2 separate regions of the Homo sapiens genome follow, and region 1 is linked to region 2. Evidence: read pairs that join two places in POLR2A ChIA-PET (ENCODE). Cell type or tissue: MCF 10A. All regions are shown on one strand. Each heading gives the region's core, and the rest is flanking DNA. Links, peaks and the distances in the headings are about the cores only. Region 1 overlaps TSC22D2 (TSC22 domain family member 2). Region 2 overlaps TSC22D2 (TSC22 domain family member 2).

Evidence for each region. ChIA-PET counts read pairs that join two places held together with the same protein. Peaks named below come from ENCODE experiments on the same cell type or tissue, not always from the same donor. Only the 100,000 strongest peaks of a DNase experiment are listed, where the experiment ranks them.
Region 1: POLR2A ChIA-PET joins it to region 2 with 10 read pairs; 20 of 35 experiments call an interaction of 5 or more read pairs at or near these places.

The regions. Positions count from the first base shown.
Region 1 is chr3:150,464,638-150,477,445 of GRCh38, reverse strand. TSC22D2 (TSC22 domain family member 2) reads right to left here. Exons shown (of 3, transcript NM_001303264.2): 3 at 11,024-12,808. Among named protein-coding and RNA genes, the nearest start is that of TSC22D2, 63 kb to the right of the region's middle. RefSeq lists an enhancer at 7,718-8,218. In MCF 10A, for the core only: no CTCF peak of the experiment used is centred there; DNase peaks (open chromatin) are centred at 6,845 and 7,665.
Region 2 is chr3:150,410,528-150,423,335 of GRCh38, reverse strand. TSC22D2 (TSC22 domain family member 2) reads right to left here. Exons shown (of 3, transcript NM_001303264.2): 1 at 12,028-12,808. Among named protein-coding and RNA genes, the nearest start is that of TSC22D2, 8.6 kb to the right of the region's middle. RefSeq lists an enhancer at 12,342-12,808. In MCF 10A, for the core only: no CTCF peak of the experiment used is centred there; DNase peaks (open chromatin) are centred at 8,865 and 10,665.

The DNA of each region.
Region 1 (12,808 bases), core at 2,955-10,954, 55 kb before region 2:
AACAATTATAAATGTATATGTTCCTAACAACAGAGCCCCTAAATACATAAAGCAAAAGTTGATAGAATTAAAAAGAAAAACACTATTCAAAGAGACTTCAATACCCCATTTGATAGAAAATTAGTAACGATATAGAAGACTATCAACCAACCTGATACAACTGACATTTTTAGAACACCACACCTAATAACAGCAGAATACACATTCTTTTTAGTGTACATGGAACATTCTCCAGAATAGACTGGATGCTAGGCCATGATACAAGGCCCACATTTAACAGAATTGAAATCATACAAAGTATGTTCTCTGACCACAACAGGATTAAATTAGAAATGAGCAACAGAAGGAAATTTGGAAATCTCCAGATATTTGGAAATTAAATAACATGCTTTTAAATAACCCATAGTCAAAAAAGAAATCATGAGGGAAATTAGAAAATATTTTGAGTTGAGTTAAAACAAAAACACACACAAAATCAAAATTTGTGGCATGCAGTTAGTGCAGGGAGGGAAATTTATAACATTAAACACATTAAAAAAAGAGAAAAATCTTAATCTAAGCTTCCACCTCAAGAATCTAGAAAAAGGAGTAAAATAAACTCAAAACAAGCAAAAGGAAAGAAATAATAAAAAGTAGAAATCAATGAACTTGAGAAAATAAAAACCAATAAAAATCATGTTCTTGGAAAAAAGTCAACAAAATTGAGAAATCTTGAGCTAGACTAACCAAGAAGGAAGAGAGAAATAGAATATTTTCAAAATCAGAAATGAAACGGTTCATCACTACCAGTCCTATGGAAATTAAAGAGTTCACAGGACTGCTATGAACAAATTTACATTAACAAATTGGAAAACTTAAATGCAAAGATTCTTAGAAAGATACAAATTACCAAAACTGAACTAAGAATAATTAGAAAATCTGAATCTACCTATAACAAGTACAGAAATTCATTTAATAGATAAAATGCTTCCCATAAAGAAAAGCTTGGGTCCAGACAGCTCTGTATTCATTTCCTATTGCTGTATAACAAATTGCTGTAAATGTAGAGGCTGAAAATAACACCCTTTTATTAGCCCTCAGTTTTGTATTCCAGAAGTCTGACATGGTGAGACTAGAAATCAAGATGTCTGTCAGACTGAGTTCTCATCTGGAGGCTCTGGAGAAGAATCACTTCCAAGCTCACTTAGGTTGTTGGCATAATTCATTTCCTTGACCTTGTAGGAGTGAGATCCCCATTTTCTTGCTGGTAGTCCCTCAGGGGCTGCTTTTAGCTCTTAGAGGCTGCCTGCATTCCTTGTCATGTGGCCTGCTCCATCTTCAAGCCACAATAGCTCATTAAATATTTCTAGTGCTTCAGATTTCTAGCTTTCTCTTTTTCCATCAACCAAAAATCTTTCTGCTTTTAAAAGGTTCATGTGGCTAATCTCCCTTTCTTTAAGTCAACTGTTTCATATAACATAAGCTAATCATAAGAGTAAAACCCATCATATTTACAGTCCCAGGGCATTTTAGAATTCTGCCTGCTGCAGCTTCATTGGTCAATTCTATCAACTGTAGTTACAATAGCCAAAACAATTTTGAAAAAAAAGAATAAATTTGAGGATTTATACCATCTGATTTCAAAACTTGCTATATAGCTACAGAAATCAAGACACTGTTGTATTGGCATAAAGATAGGCATATAGCTTAACAGAATAGAATCGACAGAAATAGAGTTTATATTTACATTTGAAGGTTTTACATTTATAGTCAATTTTTGACAAAGGTACCAACATCGTTCAATAGAGAAAGGATAATCTTTTCAACAAATAATTCTGGATCAATTGGATATCCATAGCAAAAGGTAAATTCATACCGTTGTTTCATACTATATACAAAAATTAACTCAAGAGGGATAAGAGACTTACATGTAAAAAGTAAATATATAAAATTTCTAGATGAGAACATAGGAGAAAATCTTCATGATGTTGGGGTAGGCAAAGATTTCTTCTTAGACTCAATGTGAACCATAAAAGAAAACTTTGATAAATTGGATTTTGTCACATGAAAACTTTCTGCTCAAAATGAAAAGGCAAGTCACAGACTGGGGGAAGATATCTGCAGTACTTATATCTGATGAAAGATTGTGTATAGGATATACAAAGACATTCATCTTGGCTGTGATTGTGGTTACATGGCTGTATACTTTTTCAAAACTCAGCAAGCTTTATTTAAAATGTGCATTTTAGTGAATAAATTATACCTCAATAAAGCTGATTAAAATATATTAAAAGGATATCTTATTTGATTTATTTATTTTTTGAGATGAGTCTCGCTCTGTCGTCCAGGCTGGAGTGCAGTGGTGCAATCTTGGCTCACTGCAACCTCTGCCTCCCAGGTTCAAGCAATTCTCCTGCCTCCCAAATAGCTGGGATTACAGGTGTCCGCCACCACACGCAGCTAATTTTTGTATTTTTAGTAGAGACGAGGTTTCACCATGTTGGCCAGGCTAGTCTCAAACTCTTGACCTCAGGTGATCCGCCCACCTCGGCCTCCCAAAGTGCTGGGATTACAGGTGTGAGCCACCGCACTCAGCCTAAAAGGATATTTTAAATAATATTTACATGCTTTGATTAGTCTCCTTGGAGTACTGCAGCTTAACCATTTTTTGCTTTTTCACTCACTCAGCTTTTCCCCCTGGGGATAGGTAGTTTTTTAGCTAAGTGGAACAGAGCGACGCAAGGGGTTCAAATAAAAGATATATAGCCCTGTGGCATCTTATCAGAATATCAATATATTTGGAGGCTAGACTGGTGCAGTGGCTCATGCCCGTAATCCTAGCACTTCAGGAAATAGAGGTGGGCAGACTGCTTGAGCTCAGGAGTTCAAGACCAGTGTGGGCAACATGGCAAAACCCTGTCTTTACAAAAAATACAAAAATCAGCCAGGTGTGGTGGCATGAACCTGTAATCCCAGCTACTTGGGAAGCTGAGGTGGGAGGATCGCTTGAGCTTGGGAGGCAGAGGTTGCAGTGAGCTGAGATCCTGCCACTGTACTCCAGCCTGTGTAATAAGAGTGAGACCCTGTCTCAAAAAAAAAAAAAAAAAAAAAAAAAAGAAAAAGAAAAAAAAATACATGTATTTGGAGGCTAAAAGGAATCTGGGTTTTGGAGCTAGGGAACTGAGTTTCTACTCTGATTACATATCAAAAAATCCTAGCTTTACCCTTTGTGAGCCTCACGTCTCTGCTTGTCTACAGTGAAATGCCCTACCCATGGCTCAGCGATTTGTCTTATTCACATGATGTGAAGGTAAAGGGCTCAAGAAATGTTGGCCACTCTTATTCTAAAGAAATTCTCATGTAACTAGACAAAGATGTATAGAGAAACAATTTTGATTACAGAAAAAAACTGAGTGCCATCTAAACATCCATGAGTAGGGGACTGTCGTGATATGACTTATTATACAACACTATGCAGCTATTTAAAAGAATAAAGACAATCTCTATGTTCTGTCATGAAAAGATGTTTGTGATTACTGTAGATTTGTAGAAAGCAAGTTGAAGAAAAATATGTTTAGTATAATCTCATTTATGGTAAATGAAAACACAAAATGTGTGTATCTCAATTATGTGCAGAGAAAACTTAGCAGTTTTACTCTGCAGAGTGGGATTGCAGATGAATAGAGAGGGGAGATTTTGCCTTGTTTTTTTTGAAAATTAACTTCTTTATTGAAATATTTCAATGAGCATGTGCTACTTATTTTTTTTTTGAAGTTTTTTTAAATTATACTTTAAGTTCTAGGGTAGATGTGCACAACATGCAGGTTTGTTACATATGTATACATGTGCCATGCTGGTGTGCTGCACCCGTTAACTCGTCATTTACATTAGGTATATCTCCTAATGCCATCTCTCCTCCCTCCCCCGACCCCACGACAGGCCCCAGTGTGTGATGTTCCCCTGTGTCCAAGTGTTCTCATTGTTCAATTCCCACCTATGAGTGAGAACATGTGGTGTTTGGTTTTCTGTCCTTGCGATAGTTTGCTCAGAATGATGGTTTCCAGCTTCATCCACGTCCCTACAAAGGACATGAACTCATCCTTTTTCATGGCTGCATAGTATTCCATGGTGTGTATGTGAGCATGTGCTACTTATTAAGAAAATACACCTTTCATTTTTTTTTTTTTTTTTTTTTTGAGATGGAGTCTCACTCTGTCATCCAGGTGGGAGTGCAGTGGTGCCATCTCAGCTCACTGCAAACTCCGCCTCCCGGGTTCAAGCGATTCTCCTGCCTCAGCCTCCCGAGTAGCTGGGATTACAGGTGTGCACCACTAGGCCCAGCTAATTTTTGTATTTTTAGTAGAGATGGGTTTTCACTATGTTGGCCAGGCTGGTCTCAAACTCCTGACCTCAAGTGATCTGCCCACCTCAGCCTCCCAACATGCTGAGATTACTGGCGTGAGCCACTGGGCCCAGCCAGAAAATATACATTTCTAACAAATAAACAATCAGCACCAATCCTCTTGAACTGAGAGTGTTCTGATTGAAGTCTGTTTGGTATTTTGTGGATGGAGACTTACCTTTCTTCATTCCAAGGAGTGTATATTGTCATATATTGTTCTCTTTTGCCCATCCCAAATGGCCATCTCTTGAATCACAGAGCTGCCTAATGAAATCAAGTAGATGAATCAATGAATAGGAATAAATTGGGTACAGTTTCAACATAATTTTTTCCAGAAAAGGGGTTCTTTCTTCCTGTGACCTCTAACCTATTTAAGCACAATGGGGAGAAAAATGTGGGCTATGGCCACCCATGGGCTGGAATCTAGTTCTACCACTAATCTGATCTGAGATCTTGGGCAGGTCACAAGCTCTCTGGATTCTCTGAACCTGTTTCCTTATCTGTCAAATGAGCCAAATACTTGCTTTCCCAAGGCTTACTAGGGTAGTTGTGAGGTTCTAAAGAGATAAAGGAGGAAAAATACACCTGAGCCCAGGAGGTTGAGGCTGCAGTGAGCTGTGATCGTGCCACTATACTCCAGCCTGGGCGACAGAGTGAGACCCTGTCTTAAAGGGAAAGAAAAGGAGGAAAAATAGATTTTTGTCAGGAGTGCTGTAAAACTTGGTAGTGTTATTATTTGGAGAAGGTGATTAAACCTATCTAGGTGACCTTGGATTTATCACAGGTGCTATTTCCTGGGCCTAAAGATTGCCTAGTCTTTTTCCCAAGCTTTTGGTCAAAAAGCAGTGAGGAGAAAGAGCATTGCTTCAACCAGATGCCTAGAAAGGGGTGAGAAAGAAAACAAGAGCAGCATTTACTGTATGCTTGCTGTGGGCCAGATCCAAGTTACGTGATTTACATATTTTATATTGTTTGATCCTTACAACAAGGCTATGATTTGGCTATCTCAGGCTACATTTAGAGATCAGAAAGCTCAAGAATAAAGAATATGTAAGATAGGTGTGAACCCTCATTCATTCATTTAATAACAGTACAATCATGTGCTGCATAACAACATTTAGGTCAACTGTGGGCCGCCATCAGTAAAGTCACAGGGCAACGCTTTACTCACATGTTCGTGGTGATGCCCGATGTAAACAAACCTACTGTGCTGCCAGTCGTATAAAAGTCTAGCACATACAATTATGTATAGCACATAATACTTCATAATGATAATAACCATGTTACTGGTTTATATATTTACCATACTCTACTTTTTATCTTTTAGAGTGCAGTCCTACTTATTAAAAAAAAAAAAAAAAAAGGTAGCTGTAAGACAGCTTCAGGCAGGCCCTTTAGGAGGTATTTCAGAAGAAGGCATTGTTCTCATAGGAGATGACTGCTCCATGCATGTAATTGCCCCTAAAGACCTCTTCCAGTGGGACAAGATGTGGAGGTAGAGGGCAGTGATGTTGATGATCCTGATCCTGTGTAGGCCTAGGCTAATATGTGGGTTTGTGTCTTAATTTTCAACAAAAAAGTTTAAAAAGTTAAAAAATTTTAAAATAGAAAAAAGCTTATATAATAATATAAAGGAAGTATTTTTGTACACTTATAGAATGTGTTTGCCTTTTAAGCTAAGTGTTATTACAAAGGAGTAAAAAAGTTAAAAAAATTTCAAGTTTATAAAACTAAAAAGTTACAGTGGCTGGGCATGGTGGCTCACACCTGTATTTCCAGCACTTTGGGAGGCCTAAGGGAGAATCTCTTGAGGCCAGGAGTTCGAGACCAGCCTGGATAACAAAGGGAAACTCCCATCTCTATAAAAAATTAGCCAGGCACAGTGGCATGTGCCTGTAAGTCCCAGCTACTCGGGAGGCTGAGGTGAGAGACTGCTTGAATCCAAGAAGTGAAGGCTGCAGTGAGCCATGATCATACCACTATGCTCCAGGCTGAGTGACAGAGCAAGACCCTGTCTCAAAAAAAAAAAAAAAAAAAAAGGCCGGGCACAGTGGCTCACGCCTGTAATCCCAGCACTTTGGGAGGCTGAGGAGGGTGGATCACGAGGTCAGGAGATCGAGAACATCTTGGCTAACACGGTGAGACCCCGTCTCTACTAAAAATACAAAAAAAAATTAGCCGGGTGTGGTGGTGGCTGCCTGTAGTCCCAGCTACTCGGGAGGCTGAGGCAGGAGAATGTCGTGAACCTGGGAGGAAGAGATTGCAGTGAGCTGAGATCATGCCACTGCACTCCAGCCTGGGAGACAGAGCAAGACTCTGTCTCAAAAAAAAAAATTACAATAAGTTAAGGTTGATTTATTATTAAAGGAAAATGTTTTAAAAATAAATTTAGTGTAGCCTAAGTGTACAGTGTTTATAATGTCCACAGTAGTGCACAGTAATGCCCCCAGGCCTTCGTATTCACTCACCACTCACTCACTGACTCACCCAGAACAAATTCCAGTCCTGCAAGCTCCATTCATGGTAAGTGCCCTATACAGGTGTACCATTTTAAATCTTTTATACTGTATCCTTACTGTACCTTTTCTATGTTTAGGTACACAAATACTTACCATGTGTCACAGTATAGTATCAGTACAGTGACATGCTGTAGTTTTATAGCCTAGCAGCAATAGCTATACAATATAACCCAGGTGTGTAGTAGGCTAGATCATCCAGGTTTGTATAAGTACACTCTATAATGTTTGCACAATGACAAAATCCTAACGACACATTTCTCAGAATGTATTTCTGTCAAGCAATACATCACCGTACTAGTTACCAGGAATACAATTGTGAATAAATAAGTAGAAGTCTCTACTCTCGCAGAACTTACCCTCAAACGGGGCCCAGTTTGAAGTTTCTCAGCTGTCAAAGGGCAATGAGGGGATTCTCATTCCATTTTATACCACTCAGTTTCTGTCTCTAAGTACTGGCACCTTCTCACCCCAAGTTTCCTAGGCTCTTCACTTTAAACCCCCTATGTAGGGCCCAGAGCCTCTTCTCCTCCTCCCGCTGGACCTCCCCTCCTGGGGCTGACATTCTCCTCCTCCTCGTAGAACTCCCTTCTGGGGGATGACATTCTTGAGTATCCTGGGGTAGAAGATTGTTGTAACCTTTTTTCCCTCCCAGAGTGTGATTATCTGAGCAGAGGAAGCCTCCAGGAAAGCTGCATTACCAGATGAGTCAGCTGTCATCACAGCCATTACCTAATGCTGAACTGGGATGGGTTCAGGAAGCTGAAGTCAGTGAATATAAAACTAAGACTCACAGGTTTGGAACTCAAGGTTGCTGGAAGCAAGAGGCTGGCGGTGTTTCCACAGCTATTGCCAAGTCTCTACTTGTTCACTCTCTCCAGAGAACAGAACAGGGAGGTCTTCAAAAGTTCCATTTTAAAAGAAGCTGGTGTTTCTGAGAAGGGACTCTCCCTTTACAGTTTTTCTCAGTGAATGCTTTAGCACGAATAGACTACTCGGGGCAGGATGGAATAGGGGGAGGTGAGAAGAACAGGAGACAACGCTGGCTGGAGAATGGTAGGTAAGAGGAGTCATTAATAGGAGAGTCCCACAGACCTAGGTTCTCGTGCTGACTACCTAGGTTCTTAAGCTAATGTCCCAACACTGAAACCTCTTAGTGGGTTCCTTATGGGAAAGACCATTAAGATGATAACAAAATTGGTCTGCGTGAAGAATCAAGACACAGATACCAAAGGAAATAGAACACATCGGCACCAGAGTTGCTGATCTGTATCGCCTTGCTTAGAAGTATTGTTGCATGTTGGCCGGGCGCGGTGGCTCACGCCGGTAATCCTAGCACTTTGGGAGGCCAAGGTGGGTGGATCACCTGAGGTTAGGAGTTTGAGACCAGCCTGACCAACATGGTGAAACTCTGTCTCTACAAAAATACAAAAAATTAGCCTGGCATGGTGGCGCATGCCTGTAATCCCAGCTACCAGGGAGGCTGAGACAGGAGAATGGCTTGAACCCGGGAGGTGGAGGTTGCTGTGAGCGGAGATCGCGCCATTGCACTCTAGCCTGGGCGACAAGAGCAAAACTCCATCTCAAATAAAATAAAATAAAAAGTATTGTTGCATGTGCTAAATGTTACCTACCCCATGCAGCCTTTCTTAGTAAACTTCCTGGTTCATGGTCAGATTGTAAGGATAGTATGTCTAGTCTCTGTGTGGCAGAAAGTAAACCCAGAAAAATCCACTGCTCATTTCTGTAACTTTTCACTCTCTGAATCCGTGGGCTAACCGACCTGCTTTTCTTACCTGCAGTTGCTTCTTCTGAACTAGCCCTTTCTCTGCCCAGACATGGGCTTCCCACCCCTATTCCCTCAAGGTACTCTTCACTTAGAAGTTGCTTCCAGACTCAGCAGTAAACAGACAAATCTTCAGGTCGCCATTTCCTGTTATCAACTTTTTGGGGGCTTTTTCCTGGCTTCTCTCTACTAACACCTGAGTCATAGCATCCTAAATCAACTCACTGCATTCTCTTTTCCTTCTTCCCAGAATAAAATATCAGAGTAAGTCTTCCCTAATCATGCCTTATTTATTTTTATTCCTTTGTAGGTACTCAACTCATTATTTTGAAAACTGGGAAATAAAAGGAAAGAACTAAGTCTCTCCCTTTCTTATACAAACTGTACCACAGGGTAGCTGAATAGTTGGTAAGGGCAAGTCTCTCTTTAGAGAAGTATTTCGCTAATGAGTGAGAAGGGATAATAGAATTAATAGGCTAATGGGTCTAGGTAATGATTATCCATGCTTCCAACATCACAAAATAGAGACAGACATTATATGATGGAAGTATATACCACCACTTATGAATTAATCTTGACAAAATATAAATCTGATTAAACTTCTAGAACTAATTTAGGAAATACAGGGACAGAGGATTCTATAAGAATGCAATTAGGAAAACTCAGACTTCAGAAAAAACTATGGGGCAAATAACTGAGATTCTTGAAGAATTTCAAGATGAAAAGAGAGGTATGGGGAGCCCACATATTAAAAGAGACTTTAGAGGAATGCCAACCAATTGCAGTGTATGGACCTTATTTTGACCCACATTCAAACAAATACACCATAAGAAATTTATGATAATCAGGGAAATGTGGACATTGAGTAGATTTTTAGTAATATTAAGGAATTGTTCATTTTGAGGTGGGGTGATGGTATTTTAGTTATAATTTTTCTTTAAAAAATCCTTGTCCTTTAGAGGTATACGCTGAAATATATATGGATAAAGTCTATGATATCTTGGATTTCCTTCAAAATAATCCAGAGGATCATGGATTCTTTCTAAGTATTGGCATTCTCTCACCCCAAGTTTCCTAGGCTCTTCACTTTAAGCCCCATATGTAGGTCCCAGAGCCCTTTCTCCTCCTCCCCCTAGAATTCCGTCCTGGGGTTCACATTTTCCTCCTCCTCTTGGAACTCCCTTCTGGGGGGTGACATTCTTGAGTATCCTGGGGAGGGGAAATGAGTGGGAGTATAAATAATGCAAGATTGGCCATGAGTAGATAATTGTTTAAGCTAGGTGATAAGTACATGGGAGTTCATTATACAGTTCACTGTTGTATATGGTTGAAAAATCCACAACAAAATGATAAACAAAATTGTAAGGTAACCACTGGAAGAATGTATCTGGAATGTATAACTTCCCAACCAAAAGAGGGATCAAAAATGAATAAGAAACAACTGAATGAAAGCCAAGAAAAGGGAAAAAGGGTGTGTGTGTGGCAAGGCAGTGGCCGGTGCGGGGGTGGGGTGTCTAGAAAGCATTTTAAGGAGAAAACATGAAATAAGATGGCAGAAATACATCCAAATATGCCACTGATGAAATAGACATGGATTAAATTTTTCTATCAAAAGACAGATTGGGTTAAGAAATTAAAAATTCAAGCCAGAAACAGTGGTGGATACCTGTAGTCCCAGCTACTTGGGAGACTGAGGTGGGAGGATTGTTTGAGCCTAGGAGTTCAAAGCCAGCCTGGGCAACATAGCAAGACTTCATCTCTATAAAAGAAAAAAATTGGGAACACTTATTCTATTTCATGGAATGAAGTGTTGCCTGGTTCAGAAAAGAAAATTCAACTATATACTTTTTATAAGGGAAACTCTTTATAAAAAAAAAGTGAAGTTAGAAAATGAAGAGATAGAAAACTACTAGAGTAATGAAATGATCATAAAGAGAAATTAGGAGTAAAGCAGTTCAATAAGATATGGGATAGAATTAGCAACAAAGTGATCATCAATGACCTTGACAAGAACAGTTTCAGTGGCACAATGGGAGCTAAAGCCAGACTGCGTTTGTGATAAGCTGTACGTGGAAGAGGAAAAAGTGGAAAGGAAGAGGAAGGAGCTGAAAAAGCAAGTGAAGGGAACATATTTTCAGTTAGGGGAGGTGGTCTACTCATTTATTGGCCAGTTATTTATTGAGCCTGTATAAATACTGATGTGAAAAAGCCATGGGAGAAGGCGAAGTAGAAGAAACAGGTAGGGGGGGAAGATATTCCTGGGGAGGAAAGATGCTGAACATGATGAGACCCCAGGTACCAGGGGGAAACATTAGCAGCAGACAAGAAGAAAACACATTATTTTATTTTATTTCTAATTTATTAATTTGTCATTACACAAACAATACATAAATGCATATTCAAAAACATCAAACATTACAGTTAAAGCTAATGCACGCTACCAAACTACTGTTGACAGTTTGGTTAGTATCCTTCCAGACCTTCTCTCTATATAATACACAAATATGTACTTGTAGAAGTACACTATACAGTATTTGTGTGTGTGTGTGTGTGTGTGTGTGTGTGTGTGTGATGTGATTTAACATCACTAGTATCATATGTATTACAGGTATTGTCTTTCAATTTTTCCCCCAAACTTTTAACATTGTCTCCTGGAGATCCTTCCATGCCGGACATGTAGGACTCTCTCTTTTTCATTGATACTTAATACTTCATCATGTGTACCATAGTCCATCCTCTTGATGAGTATTTTGGTTTTTCCAATTTCATAGTATTACAGTAGCTCCCCCATCATGGAGGATATTTTCCAAGACCCTCACTGAATGCCTGAAACCATGAATAATACCAAACCCTCTATGTACTATGTTTTTTTATGATCTGATAATAGAAATGACTAATGGGCATTATAAAATGGGTATATAATGAGTGTATACATTGTGGATACACTGGACAAAGGGATGATTCCTGTCCCAGGCAGGATGGAGAGGGATAGTGAGAGATTTTTATTATACTATGCAGAAAGGTTTGAAGTTTAAAACTTATGTTCGTTTCTGGAATTTTCCATTTAATATTTTTGTATTGTGGTTGACCTTGGATGACTGAAACCTCAAAAAGTGAAAATGCAGATAAGGGGGTCTACTGTACAAGCAAAGGTGCAATTGACATCATTGTACAGGCTATCTTGTGAACACATGTATGTTTCTTTAGGACATTAAAAGTTGGAATTGTTAGGTCACAGGGTATGTGACTTTTAAAATTTAATGGGTGATACACAATTGTCTTTAAAAGAGGCTGTGCCAATTTGTATGCTCACTAGCAATGTATTCCTGTTTTTCCACACCCTTTCCAGCTTTTGATTTGTATGCACGCTAAATATTAGTTGGATCTGAGATGGTTTCTTGTGTTTTAATGTGCACTTCCCTTATTTTGCTGAGATTGAGCTTCTCTTTATAACCTATTTGTAAAGTTCTTTGCTTATGTGCATTTTCAAATGGACAGGGTATATAGCTTCATAGCTTCCAATTTCTAAAAGGGAGTAACCAAAAAGTAGAAGACTAACTGCTAGTCTAGCTAGAATTAATTTTTGTGAAAGATCTAACTTTATATTTCTTCTAAATTGTTATGCTATCCCATACTATTTGTTGAATAATCCATTTTTTCCTTACTAATTTGAAATGTCACTTTTATTACTTACTCAACATATTATTTGTGTTTCTGGATTCTCAGCTGTATTAGAGATTTATTTTTGGTATCAGTCACCTGAGTTATTCTTAACTTGGTTCATTAAATGGTAGCTGATTTTGTCAGCCAAGATAATAAGTGTCACTTGTTGCTTATGAGACAATAGACAATATAATTCATGACACATGAATCCTATTCTAGTTAACTTTGATTTAAATCAATTTCATTATCTACAACTTAGAGTATTAAAAATGTGTAAACTTTTCTCAGATTAGTTCCTCTTTTTTAGGGAATACTTCATAGGCTCGATGTCGAGGTGGAAGGCTTTTCCCCTCCTTCTAAAAGTATTATTTGATGTTAAAGCTTTCTGGTGATTTAAAGTTGTTTCCTGGCAATATCAAAGGATTTTTACATGGGATGGCAATATTACTGTTGATTTATAAA
Region 2 (12,808 bases), core at 3,956-11,955:
ACTTAAAGTACACAGGATGCAGAAAAGTATGTTTATTTTCTATATAAAATAGAGATTGTCCTTTTGGTTTATTTTGCTGCTTTGTCCCATGCTAGATACCATGTGATTTCCCCCCTAAAATAACAAAGATCAGTTTTAATGAGAAACCAGTACAGTGCAAAGCAATTCATGCATACAGTTTTGCATGTATGCATTCCATATGTAAGTATTCATACCTATCCCAGAGGCTCTTTGATTCCTTTAACGTGTTCAAATGGAACGCTTGGTAGAAAGCAGTTGAAGGATTCCTGTGAGATCCGAGAATCAAATGGAAATGAGGTTGAGAACGTACAGTATAATCACTACTTTTCAAAAGAAGATGGAAGATTTTAGATTTCTAATACAGTGTAACTTTTAATAATAAAAAGATTTTAAAACCACATAAGTTTGCTTAAAACAACACTTTAGAAGAAATTAAAAACTGGACAAAATCCAGCAGACTTCAACAATAATTCAGGATCACAGTTATAAAATAAAGAGGTAAGGCAGATGAAACTAAATACTAAGTAGCATCCAATTTTGTGTGCGTGCATATAAATGTGACAAATTCATAGCCTAATCAACACTCTTCTATATCAAATGCCTTTACAAATATCTATCTTGTTTAGCAGTTTAACAAGGCTGTTCTTAGGTATTCATATAAACTAAGTTAAGCTATATCTTCACAATATAAAAACTTTTCTTAGGCTCTGTTAAAAGTAGCAAAGGTTTGATTAACAATGAAGAATTCTTTCCTGGGTTGGACTTGACACATTTCCACCTTCAAAATCCATTTATTTATATGTGTTTTTTCCTCGTCTAGGGCAAAAAATGGCGCTGCAATTGTTTGGCAGCTTTCTGATTCTAGCATTGGTACAATGTTACTTTAGGGGTAAAAGCCTATTTATCATAATTATCTTTCATTTCTACCATTCCCTAGGGCTTTCACCATAGACTCTTAACTGATGGGCTCTTCTGGACTATCTCCCAGTAAGTATGATTCACCTCAAATCTAGGGACTGGTTCCACGGGGATTTAAACTTTTGACAAACCTGTTCCCTCCTCCTCAGCAACTTCCATAGTCTCCCCCACCTTCAACCTGTACATCTGGAAGCCAAAAAAACTTTGCCACATAACTTTTAAAATTCTTAGCCCATGCTGTAGCAGAACAGCAGCAGTTAAGAATGTGTTTATTAGGTACCACACACTATTCTAAGTGCTTTACACTCATTAACTAAATTCTGACAACAGCCCTAAGAGGTAGGCACCATTATTACTCCCATCTCATAGAGGAGAAAACTGGGTCAGATAGAAGTAACTTGCCTTACATCACTGAGCTAGTAGGTGGCAATCTAGTTCCAGAGTTTATGCTCTTAAACCACTACACTAAACACATAGCAGTGTTAAAGTTTGACCTCTTTAAAAGTCTGTCTCTTTATCTGTTAACTGGTTACATTACTACCTAGCTTTGCAGGCTAAAGAACTGAGACTAAATGTAAAGTTCCTGGCATACAGTGAATCATCAATAGCATTATTTTAATCTACAAAATGAGGTTTAGATACAACATGGCAATTCTGGGGTCCTATTAAGAGCCTTAAAGTCTGTGCAGAATTATTAGTACAATAAAAAAAAAAGACTTCCAAGATGCCAGAGAATCACCAAAGTAACTGTTTGATTAATTAGGAGACTAATACGTGTATTTCTCATTGCTTGCCCTACTTCAACTCCTTTCTATTCTTTTAATCCTTTTTCCACTTTTCTCCTAACTAGGTCTAAGGCAATCAAAGGCACTGATTAGACCTGCTAATAACAAGAAAAGCTTAAGAGGCTTCTACCTACTGTTTATTTAACGGCTTACATCCTCTTAAGATGTATTTGTCAGGCCACTTTTTTCGCTGTACTTAGAAGTCAGTCTGCCAAATCAAATGAAAACTAACTGAACCAATTGAACATTCAATCTGGTTTTTTTTTTGGTTGTTGTTTTTGTTTTATAAAAAAACAGGCTTGCCCAGGAACATATGGGAACTAGTTTGCTATCCTCAAAGGTCTGTTTGGAGACCTCCAGTTTAAATGGAGTGACTCAAAGAGGAAGGTAGTATATACAAAAGAATAAGAAAGAGTATCTTGGAAGTTATTCTGCAAGTCTACAATTCAAAATTCATTAAAGAGTACTCACAATATATTTATAAGGATGATATTCTTTAAAAGAACTTTATTATTTATTTATTTTTTGGAGACAGAGTTTCACTCTTGTCGCTCAGGCTGGAGTGCAATGGCACAATCGCGGCTCACTGCAACCTCTGCCTCCTGGGTTCAAATGATCCTCCCGCCTCAGCCTCCCGAGTAGCGGGGATTACAGGCTCCCACCACCACGCGCAGCTAATTTTTGGTATTTTTAGTAGAGATGGGGTTTCACCACGTTGGCCAGGCTGGCCTCAAACTCCTGACCTCAGGTGATCTGCCCGCCTCGGCCTCCCAAAGTGCTGGGATTACAGGCATGAGCCACCACACCTGGCATCTTTAAAAGACCTTTAGATCCTCTGACTTTGGAAATACAAATATTTAATTTGAATCAAATTCATATTCCAGGTAAATTGGTTCCAAATGAAGTCATATGACTTGTTATAAAATTCCAGCAGTTTTACAGAATAGTGCAATATCTCTTAAGTCAAATGTAAAGGTGAAAAACGAACATATTTGTAGTTAGTAGTAAATACTGGGATGTGGAAAGAACCTGTGAAATAAAATACTGTATAAATGGACCTAAAGTTTTCAGCACATATTAGAATACACTTAATTTGCAAAAGCTAACAATTAACAATCACTCTTTCTACATACATTCAAAGTGAAGAAGCCACAGTACATGGTTTTCTATAGTACACAGTTACACAATCTATGTACTACATAAAACTTTAAACAGTCTAGATTTTAAGGGTAAAAATTTAGATAGTCTTATAAGCTATGAAATTTTGTTTCTGGGATACTATAACTGGGATGTTATCCATAAACTGAGGGGTTTGTAGCAAACAGCAACAATAATTAGTCTCCAAACACTGACTAACAGATTAAAGGAGTCAAGTCTGTGAAATCACTGATCAAGGAAGTAGAAGGGAAAAGAGCCATCTGTAAAGATTGAAAGGCTTGATCATCAGAGAGACTTCTATTTTGGAATGGCATAAAATTGAGGAGATTAAGAGCCCAAGGAAAAGGCTGTTAATGGGATCATTTCAAGGTTACAGTCCATGAAACCTGAAAGCATGAAGAGGCAACTGAAATTAAAAATTTTATTAGAAGGAAATACTGACTTTTTATGCAGCTGTGGTCACAAATTCTCTTCCACTCAAGAAATAAAATTTGAAACCAGCTTTTTAACAGTTTATTTGATATTAATATAAACTACCATTCTAAATATAGAGCCAACGAAGCAATTCTAGGAAGACTGAGATGTGGTTTACACTGTACTTCAGCCACCTAAACAAAAATGCTGTTTTCCTATTTGTAAATATTCTTTAACATCACTGAACAAAATACATTCTTTTCTCTCTGACTTTATATACTCAATAGTCCATCACATTAATTTCCAAGTATGTGAAAATACTACATCAGAAAATGACTCAAAGCATGTGGCATGTCTACCTGTTTTTGCAAGACACTATCTTTGTAGGGTAACTAAGTACAACAGGGAGAAAAAAACAAACATTCCATACCTCAAAACTAAGCTACAAAAATTGTCAAAGCTTAAAGCATAAGGTACTTGAGCACTCAACAAACACCTCTTTCTCTTAATCTATGCCAAAATTCGACTTCAGAGATCTCTAAATAGAAACCAGGGACATACAATATGAAGAACATCAACAAGCACCATCTCCAGTATTATTATCTGGGGAATTTAAATGATTAAAAAAATCCTTTAGGTAAAGGGTTACAATACAACAAATCAGTGGCTATGGTAGTTCTTCCTTCTTCCTAACTTATTGTGTGCCAAGTAATAAAACAAACTTCTAACTCTGGGAATATTCAAAAGCACTGGCTTTAGGTTAAAGGTCTGAATATGAGTCTAGGCTTTGTCACCCAATACCTAGGTGACTCAAATTTTAAGAGTCTCAGTTTCCTTAATCCATAAGAAAGGGGGAAGGGAAGAAACCACTTTCTTACAAATTGTTGGAAAGATCAAATGAAAGTCTATATACATAGGACCTGACACAAGTAAGCTTGCTTTGTGTTTAATATAAGGTTAGTTTCCAAATTATGCTACCTATAAATCAAATTTTGGTAGAGTATCTCAACATGTACCAAATGTTCTGACATTATCAAGGTAATATTGAGGGAAACAGAATACTTAAACTTAGAGCCAGGGGTACCAAAATATTTAGCACATTTCATTAGGTAAGAATTCTGATTTTTGGGACTCAGCGCTCTGAAGGTATTCCCTTAACACAGCTTTATCATAAGATTATAATTTAAAATGCAATAATCACTAAAAGGATACTGAAATCGTTTCAAGATATATATTATTTTAACAATAAAAGCTTCCAGAAATACCTTTAACAGCAACTTACTATAAAAATCGAAATTTCTTACCATGACATTTAAAGTCCTTCACTCTGGTTCTTGTCAAATTAACAATACCATTTTCCAAATGATAGATTCTCACTCTTTCACATCATTATACAAACTGCCTTTTACCTCTGCTTGGAAAACTATCCCCTTCTCTTCTTAGTGACTTAATCTGAATGACCATTTTAAGATTTAGTTCAAGAGTTAGCCTCAAAAGAATGTACAAGTAATAATGGGTTACTTCTAAGGACAAACAGGGTGGCTGGAGGACAGAGGTAGCAGAGAGGCTTTCGATTTTACTCTTTTATATATTTTGAGTTTTGAACTATATAAATACCTATGCAGAGAATAATTTTTAAATAGAAGTCAGTCTACTACCCTCCCAATCCCAATCTGATCTGATGTCTCAAATTGTTCCCATTAGCACCTTATATTACTCCATCACCACCTCCAATGTATGTCAAAGTATACATCTGATCATCATTTTCATGATGATGAAAATGCCTGAGATCTAGGAGGGCAGCATAGTCTCATATTTGTATTCCAGTGCTCACTACTCACAGAGCATCATGAAAGCTGAATGACTGATAAGCTGTTTTAAATGTTTTCTTGGGCAATCAACCTACTTAATGAGTATTTACAAACTTCATTTATTGCCACACAATAGTCAAGTGGCAGGAAAGGGGTAAAAAGAAGAAAGTTTAAGTTTGCAGTTCTCTCATGAAGCACACTTGAATGTATGGTCTCATATACATAAGGCTAGAAGGAATCTTAAAATTTGACAAAGTCTCAAAAAAGAAAAACAGACAAGTGAAATGACTTGACCAAAGAAACCAGCTAAATGATAGAAGAGCCAGGACTGGAACACAATTCCCTATACTTCTTACAACATCATGACTCGTCTAGACTAAAACATCATCTCCTTTTTTCTGACTACATCCATACCATACAATTACGCTTTCATATTAAAATGGAAGATTCTTGGTATGATTTATAACATGTAAAGGGGTGATCTGGGAGAGCAGTTTGGACACTGAAATATTAACATTTCTGTGATACACGTTTGCCACATATATTATGTTACAGACTGTTCAAATTACTTGCACACATCATTTAATTCCTTAAAACTCTCCCAGGTAGGTACAATCCCCATTTTTCATAAGAGGAAACAAGGCATCTACACCAACTAGCTCAAAGTCAAATGTAGCAGTTAGATTTTAGCCCGGGTATGTCTGACTCTACTGTCTCTGTAATGGTCATTCACATATGTTAACACATAATTAAACACGCTATTGGTTTTATTTGATCAAAACAGCTCCTCCCTCCTTTGTTTTGTCTTCAAAGACTAGGTAGACGGTATGCCAAGCAAAGATTTGTTTTGCTTTAACATATAAAACCACTTGATAAAAACTAAATACTAACTCTACTTTAGAAACTAGAGGCTTTACACTTACCTTTGGGAATCCTTTATTCAGATTAAATTATATACTTGTGTAATAAGATGAACAGCCTAAAACTAACATTTAAAACTATGCCATCATTATTTACAATAATTGACACATTAATCACAAACTCCATCTTCTACAAAGCAATATTCTTTAGACAAATTTTAGGAAAGGCTTATGGGAAAAGAAGCTTTAAGTAATTTAACATTTAGACTTTACTTATTTGTCCTGCCTACCCTAATAATAGGTATATGTCCCAGGCAAACACTAATAAAATTAACTCAGTTACCTGCAGAACTTTCACTAACATCACAAATAAATGTACTACTTAAAAGGATGGAAGCACTTTTTCTTTTTAAACAAAAATTAGCTTGGGTACAAAGGAATCAAACTAAATACTAAATACTAATTATTTAAGTCTGATTTGAGGCTTTAAATTTGAGATAAGCAATCCAGATGAAATTTAATTCACCTGATTTAAGAGCAGAAATCATGCAATACTTTCATACAGGAAACAATCCATCAATATACCTTTAATATTATTAAACCAAATCTGAAGAGTATACCTCAAAGTATACTTCCTAAAGTCATGGAATAATGTATAGGAATGGTGCAAACTGGCTACTGTTCCTACCTTTTTATGAGGGACACCCAGTTTTTGCCCTAAGCAATGCCAGATTAAGAATATAACAAATATCGAGTAATTTGATATGTTCAAGAATTGCTGTGGGAAAGACATTATACCAATGATTCAGGTATACATATTCTCTGTGGACTCAATACAATACCATCGAAAACAGTAGCCTCAAATCACAAGCCCACTGGTTTAGTATAAAGAAAAACCATACACTTAAATAATTTATTCTAATTTAGGAGTTTTGCTACACATACTCCTTAAATATGATTAATATTTCTTACCAAAAATCTGCTTTTCCAATTTAAGGAATTACTTACGGAATATCATTCAGGCTATGTTTAACCAGACAGACCTGCTTTTGTAAGGCCTCTCCTTCCTCATACTTTAAGTATTTAACGAGTAATGCAATTAAGAAATAAACAGAATCTTCAGAAAAGGAAATACACACTGGACTAAAACAATTCTTCAAAGAAAGAATTAGAACACCATTCCTCAGTATTCACAAGTGTTCCTATTTCTTTTGAGACTATATTTCATGCCACTCCACTGTACTTTCTTCCATTTTGATTATCTGCTATCATTCTACACTTCCCCTTCCCCAACTCCTGCCATTTTAGGAAAGGAAGGTCAGATTCCTTTTATACTTTCCTAACTACCATTCCTTTATTAGGAAACAGATTTATTTGGGTTTCTCTACTACTTGATTGGTGGGGCTGCTATTTGTTCATAACTGCTTCTGATCTTTTCTGGTGCAGAGAAAGATAGACTCCCATTCCTAATTAGGAAGTACCAGATTCATAGATCCAGTACCATATTTCACTATTTCCAAATTAGTGCTATCAGAATTATTTTTTTTCTTTTTACAGACAGGTCCTTGCTGTGTGGCCCAGGCTTCAGTGCAATATTATAATATAGCTCACTGTAGCCTCCAGCTCCTGGGCTCAAGCAATCCTCCTCCTACAGCCTCCCCAAGTAGCTAAGACTATAGGTGTTGGCCTCCAGACCTGGCTAATTTTTAAATGTTTTGTAGAGACAAAGCCTCGCTATGTTGCCCAGGCTGGTCTCCAACTCCTGGCATCAAGCAATCCTCTGACCTTGGTCTCTCAAAGTGCCAGGATTACAAGGCATGAGCTACCGCTCCTGGCCCAGGATTCTTAAATAACAAATGAATTGGCATTATATTTATTCTCAGGAAGTAGAGGACATATATACCCCTACCACCAGTCCTATATAAAATGACTTCTCATAAAGGTGATTTAGTTCAGGGGTTGTGATCTCCTAAAAAGAAAAAACAAGTGTTACTAAAATAGTCAGCTGGAAATCTGTATTATTCACACACATATAAGCCATCATGTTTTCTAAAAAAATTTACCAATGTTTGGCCTATATGATTTAGTGCACATAAAATTTTATACAGTATGTGTCACTGTGAATATAAAAGGCCACACTCCTACAGATATAGCTCATGGTTTAGGAATTTCGGGTAGTTTGGAAAATCGTAAGCCTTTTTGGAAATCTGTCATTTCTTTTATTTCAAGCCACGTTTATGAATAAAGTATGTTTTAGTAATCCATGTGGTATCCATCAGTAATCCCTGATGAATACATCAGTATCAGTTTTTATGCTAAACAATAATGACACATATATACGAATTTACATTTTTACTACTAACTCCTCAGTAAGAACACTCTTAAACGTGTAGATAGGCATAGGATAGTATCTAGTATGTGATTCAGACATCAACTGTAAACCTACAAGAGCAAAATTACCTTCACAATTTAACAGATAAATGTCAGCTTCCAAGAAACAGAGATTCAAGTAAGAAATTTCCATCTTTAGAGACTTCAATTCAGTGAGACTTTCATACAACAGAGGTCGAAGACTGAGACAGTTCTGCCTCCTGGTATACATTTACTTAATCCTCTCACTTAAACTTCAAGTAAAAAAAGCAGCAGAATTTGGTTTAAAATATATATAAATGTACAAACAAAATGTGTATTTATGGCACATACCAGGACACACCACTTAACATTCACAATGTATAATATTTTATCAGTGATCATTAGCAAACCACACAAATAAAACCATTAACAAGACATAGAAATATCTGCCACCAAAGGATCCTTAGAATCAGGTTTTCAACAGTCTTTTGGCCACAGATGACAGCTCACAATTGCAGCCATTCATAAGAGTTCCTGGAATGCGGCCTACAGAGTTCACATTGGTTGGCTATCTATGGAAAGTGATCTGTACTGTGTTCCTTTTCCAAAAGGGCCAGTAATATTTTGCACCTCCTCTCATTTACAGGAGACTGTTAAGTGTGTACGTAGTTTAAACAAGTTTTGTAAAGTTCACTATAAAAGTAGCTACATATTTAAGGACTGTATTTTCAACCATCACATCCACGAGTTTACACAAAATCAATCTGAAGAGTCTCAACAACTGACCATAAACCTTTCTAATGAAAATGGCCAGAAAGATAAACTTTATGGTAATTAATAATGTAGAGTCAATAGGCAATGCTAATTGAGAACTTTTTGCATATACAACCATCAGCCTTTTAAAGGTGTGATAATATTAAGATGTATTACTATAAGGCCCGGTTCTTTAATTATAAATGATCTCAAAATTAAGCCAATATAGAACTTTGCATTAGGTAATGGAACCAAAATCTCAAGATAAGAGTTTTCAATGTATCAACCTAAACCACCTCAATCTTTTTGTTAATTTCCCATTTTCCTTTCTTTTCTCAAAGAAATAGACTGTTTACTAAAGTCCTAATTTTTTTTTAAAAAAAGCATATATCTTATTTACAAATATTTCCTTAGGATCTGAAATTTGTCAAACTACTTGCAAAGTTTAAATCACAATTAGTCAAGACCTCTCACTCCAGTTGGTTTTATTTCAAATTTGAAAACATGCAGATTTTAAGGCGGCAACCCAAAATCACATTAAAATTAAAATTTTCAGTTAAGATAGTAGTCTCCTCAAAAGTACTCATCTCAGTAATTTAAACATATGCCTGGAAAACTGTTATTTAATTTCAAACACAAAATTTTAAAATACCCTGTTCTTTTTTTTTTTTTTAACCAAAGCTTTCTATTAAAAAAAAAAAACACAAAACAAAAAACCCAACTATTTCTACCTAATGGATTTATTCCTTCACCAGGTATGTTGGACCAGTGACAAAACAGTCAAATGTGTAAGATTACATCTTGGAAACTAGCATGTCAAGTTAAAAACCAATGAAAGACTGTAACAAAAATCAGAAATGAACATTGGTAAGCAATGTAGATTTTAAATGATTGGGGCAAGGGAGGGAAGTGTCATGTTTAAAATAGGACTGTACATACATCAAAACCCCTGCACTGAATTAACTGTTGCAATTGGTAAGAACACTGATACAGTAGTATCTGTAGTTCAACCATTCACAAATTTGGAAATCAGAGTTTTCAGATTACCAACTCTTAATACAGTAAGAGGAAAAAATAAATGCATTTTTGATGTCATACCCTAAAGAATACATTTCAGTTTCCATCTATCAACAGAAGTCTCTGCTTCATGCCTTATCATCGTACTAAAGTTCTGAGGAATCTAAGTATGGATGCTGTAAACTGAGAGAGGTGTGCACAGAAGGGAAAATGTAATCTGCATTCTCGGGTGGAGGGGTGTGTGTGTGTATAGAAAGCGGGGTAGCTCAGGAAACCAGTCATCATTTCTTGAAGAGATATGGGCAGTATACAGGAACAGAGGAAAGCAAAAGGTTATTTGCCAACTTATCAGGAAAAAATTGGCTTGTGGCAGCTAGAAAAGTGAAGATGCCTGTTGATTATTACCAAAGGTGAAAAAATAAACTCAATCTGTGTTACAGGTGTGTCCCTGTGTGTGACAATGGGAGCAACTATAAAAGTAGAGGGATTTTTCTGAGTGGCTTGTGGAGTCAGTTTACTTAGTAGTCCCACACACACAAAATTTCTCAATGACTAGCTAGCTGAGCTCACTTATGGACACGTGGTATTCTCTAAGCGTTCTCAAGTGAAGAAAGACTCCCCATAAGCAAGTCACCTACAAAAAAAGATGAACTTTAAATTACAAAAAGCAGAGAAGATGAATGAATTTCAGTCAGTGAGTATTTTTCAAACCAACAGAAGTATATAACAAAAATACAAGGCTAATTAGAAATGGGAGGTTAAGAAATGTGAAGGAACTCAGAAGAAACCATAGGAAGAGAAAGCTTTAACATACATGTCATTGTATTCTTCCACATACTAATTATTCTGGAAATCCATAATATTAGTTTGTATCTTTTAAAAACACCTAAAATTAGCCTCTCGCTAAACAAAAACCCCAGCAAAGAAATGTCTAACTGTGAAATTCCTGAAACTTTTTCTATAATTTTTAAATATAATTTTAAAACATTGCAACAAGTCAGCTTTTAAAATTTTGCAATATGTATGTCAAATTTACATGTGACATCTCCTCAAAACCACAAAAATCCTCACTAAACCATAACCAAACATCAGCTGTTGTGGCACTGGTGTAGCAATACACTAATTCTTATTTAGGCCATTAAAAAAAGCATCCCTAAATACAGGGAGCCAATTATTAACATTTACACTTTTATTATAAAATTACTCTTAATTTCAAGAACTATAGCTTTCACTACAGTTAAAGGATCGATCTCAACCTCCCTTTCCTATAATAAATAGACTGATGGAAAGTAAGAATATCTTTCCAGTACATTTTTTGCTTAACAACAAAAAAATAGTATCTTAGAGAAGTCCCTGGGAAGACTCGTGACCTTGTACCTCCTTTAATCAAAAGGCTGAACTAAGTATGATCTTCAAAGCCGGATTTGACATTTCACCATTATGTCTCCAGCCTTTCCAGATACACTGGAGAAGATTCCTTACATAGATTTTTTTTTTCACTAGAGGACCTTCTGGTTTTCCAGAAAGGAAAACTTGTAGTATTATTATGTCTCAGCCTCAAAACTCACACTGACAAATCTCTCTGCCTTACGTGTTCAAGTGTGATTGATATGTAAGAAAAGGACAATTCTATGGGAGCATAACACACTAGCTACCACCATTAAATGGTAAGCATTAAGCTTAAATTCACCTTTTTTTGAGTAAACAATGTTGCATCCCTACCCATTTTAGTGCTTTTAAACAACGGTGACAAGACCAATTCGCTCATTACACCCTTTGACATCAGCATCAGCAATCTAAATCAATTTTACCAAAAACTAAATTTTGTATTTAAAAATGCTAAGGGCCTCCGTTGACAACAATCTCCCAAAGTTGCATCCTAAGCTACAATGTTGGCCAAGCATTTCTATCAAATATTTAAAATAGAGATTTCCATACCTGTCTTCATCACCATCAACAGGAATAGCTATGCTGAATACAGAGGTGGCCAGACTGTTCATAGGTGTTAACTGAAGGGGGTTTGCCAGGGAATCTGCAACAGGCGGCTTCACAACAGGCTTATTTTCAGCAATGAGAGAAAGTGGTGGTTGAGGTAGGGGTTCTGATTTTCTTCTAGTATCGTCGACTTGCCCGACTAAAGGCTGGGTCTGAGTTTGAAACTGGCTTAGGTCAGACTGTGGTAGACTTGTTGGTGCGCTGTGTGTGCCTGGCGCTAAGGGCAGCCCAACATGCTGGATTATGCTGCTGCTCCTGCTGACTGGCGTATGGCTGCTCAGCTGTTGCGACTGGGCCAGAGGCGCGGGTACATTTGGCATAGTAACAGAAGTGGTAGACACACTAGGCACGCTTGGAGCGGGCACGGCTGCAGGCACGTTTGGAACTCCGGGCACCACGGCGTGAGGGCCACCAGGTACGGCTGACAGCGGACCACTGCCACCCATCTGCGGCGGAGGCACGGACTGGGGCTGCCCAGCCCCGGCAGGACCGAGGCACGGCTGCACCACGCCTCCCACAGTAGCCGGGGGCACTCCAGTCGGCTGACAAGGCGCGACCTGCCCGCCTTGCGCTGGTCCCGTCCGGGGGGCCATGGCTTCGCTGGGCTGGGAAGACGCGCCCATGAGCTGCGCGCCCACCGAGGAAGCATTCTGGCCGGTGCCCACGGGAAGGGTGGCCGCCGTGGCGGGGCTCGCTGCGGCGCCGGTGGACGAGGGCTGCGCGG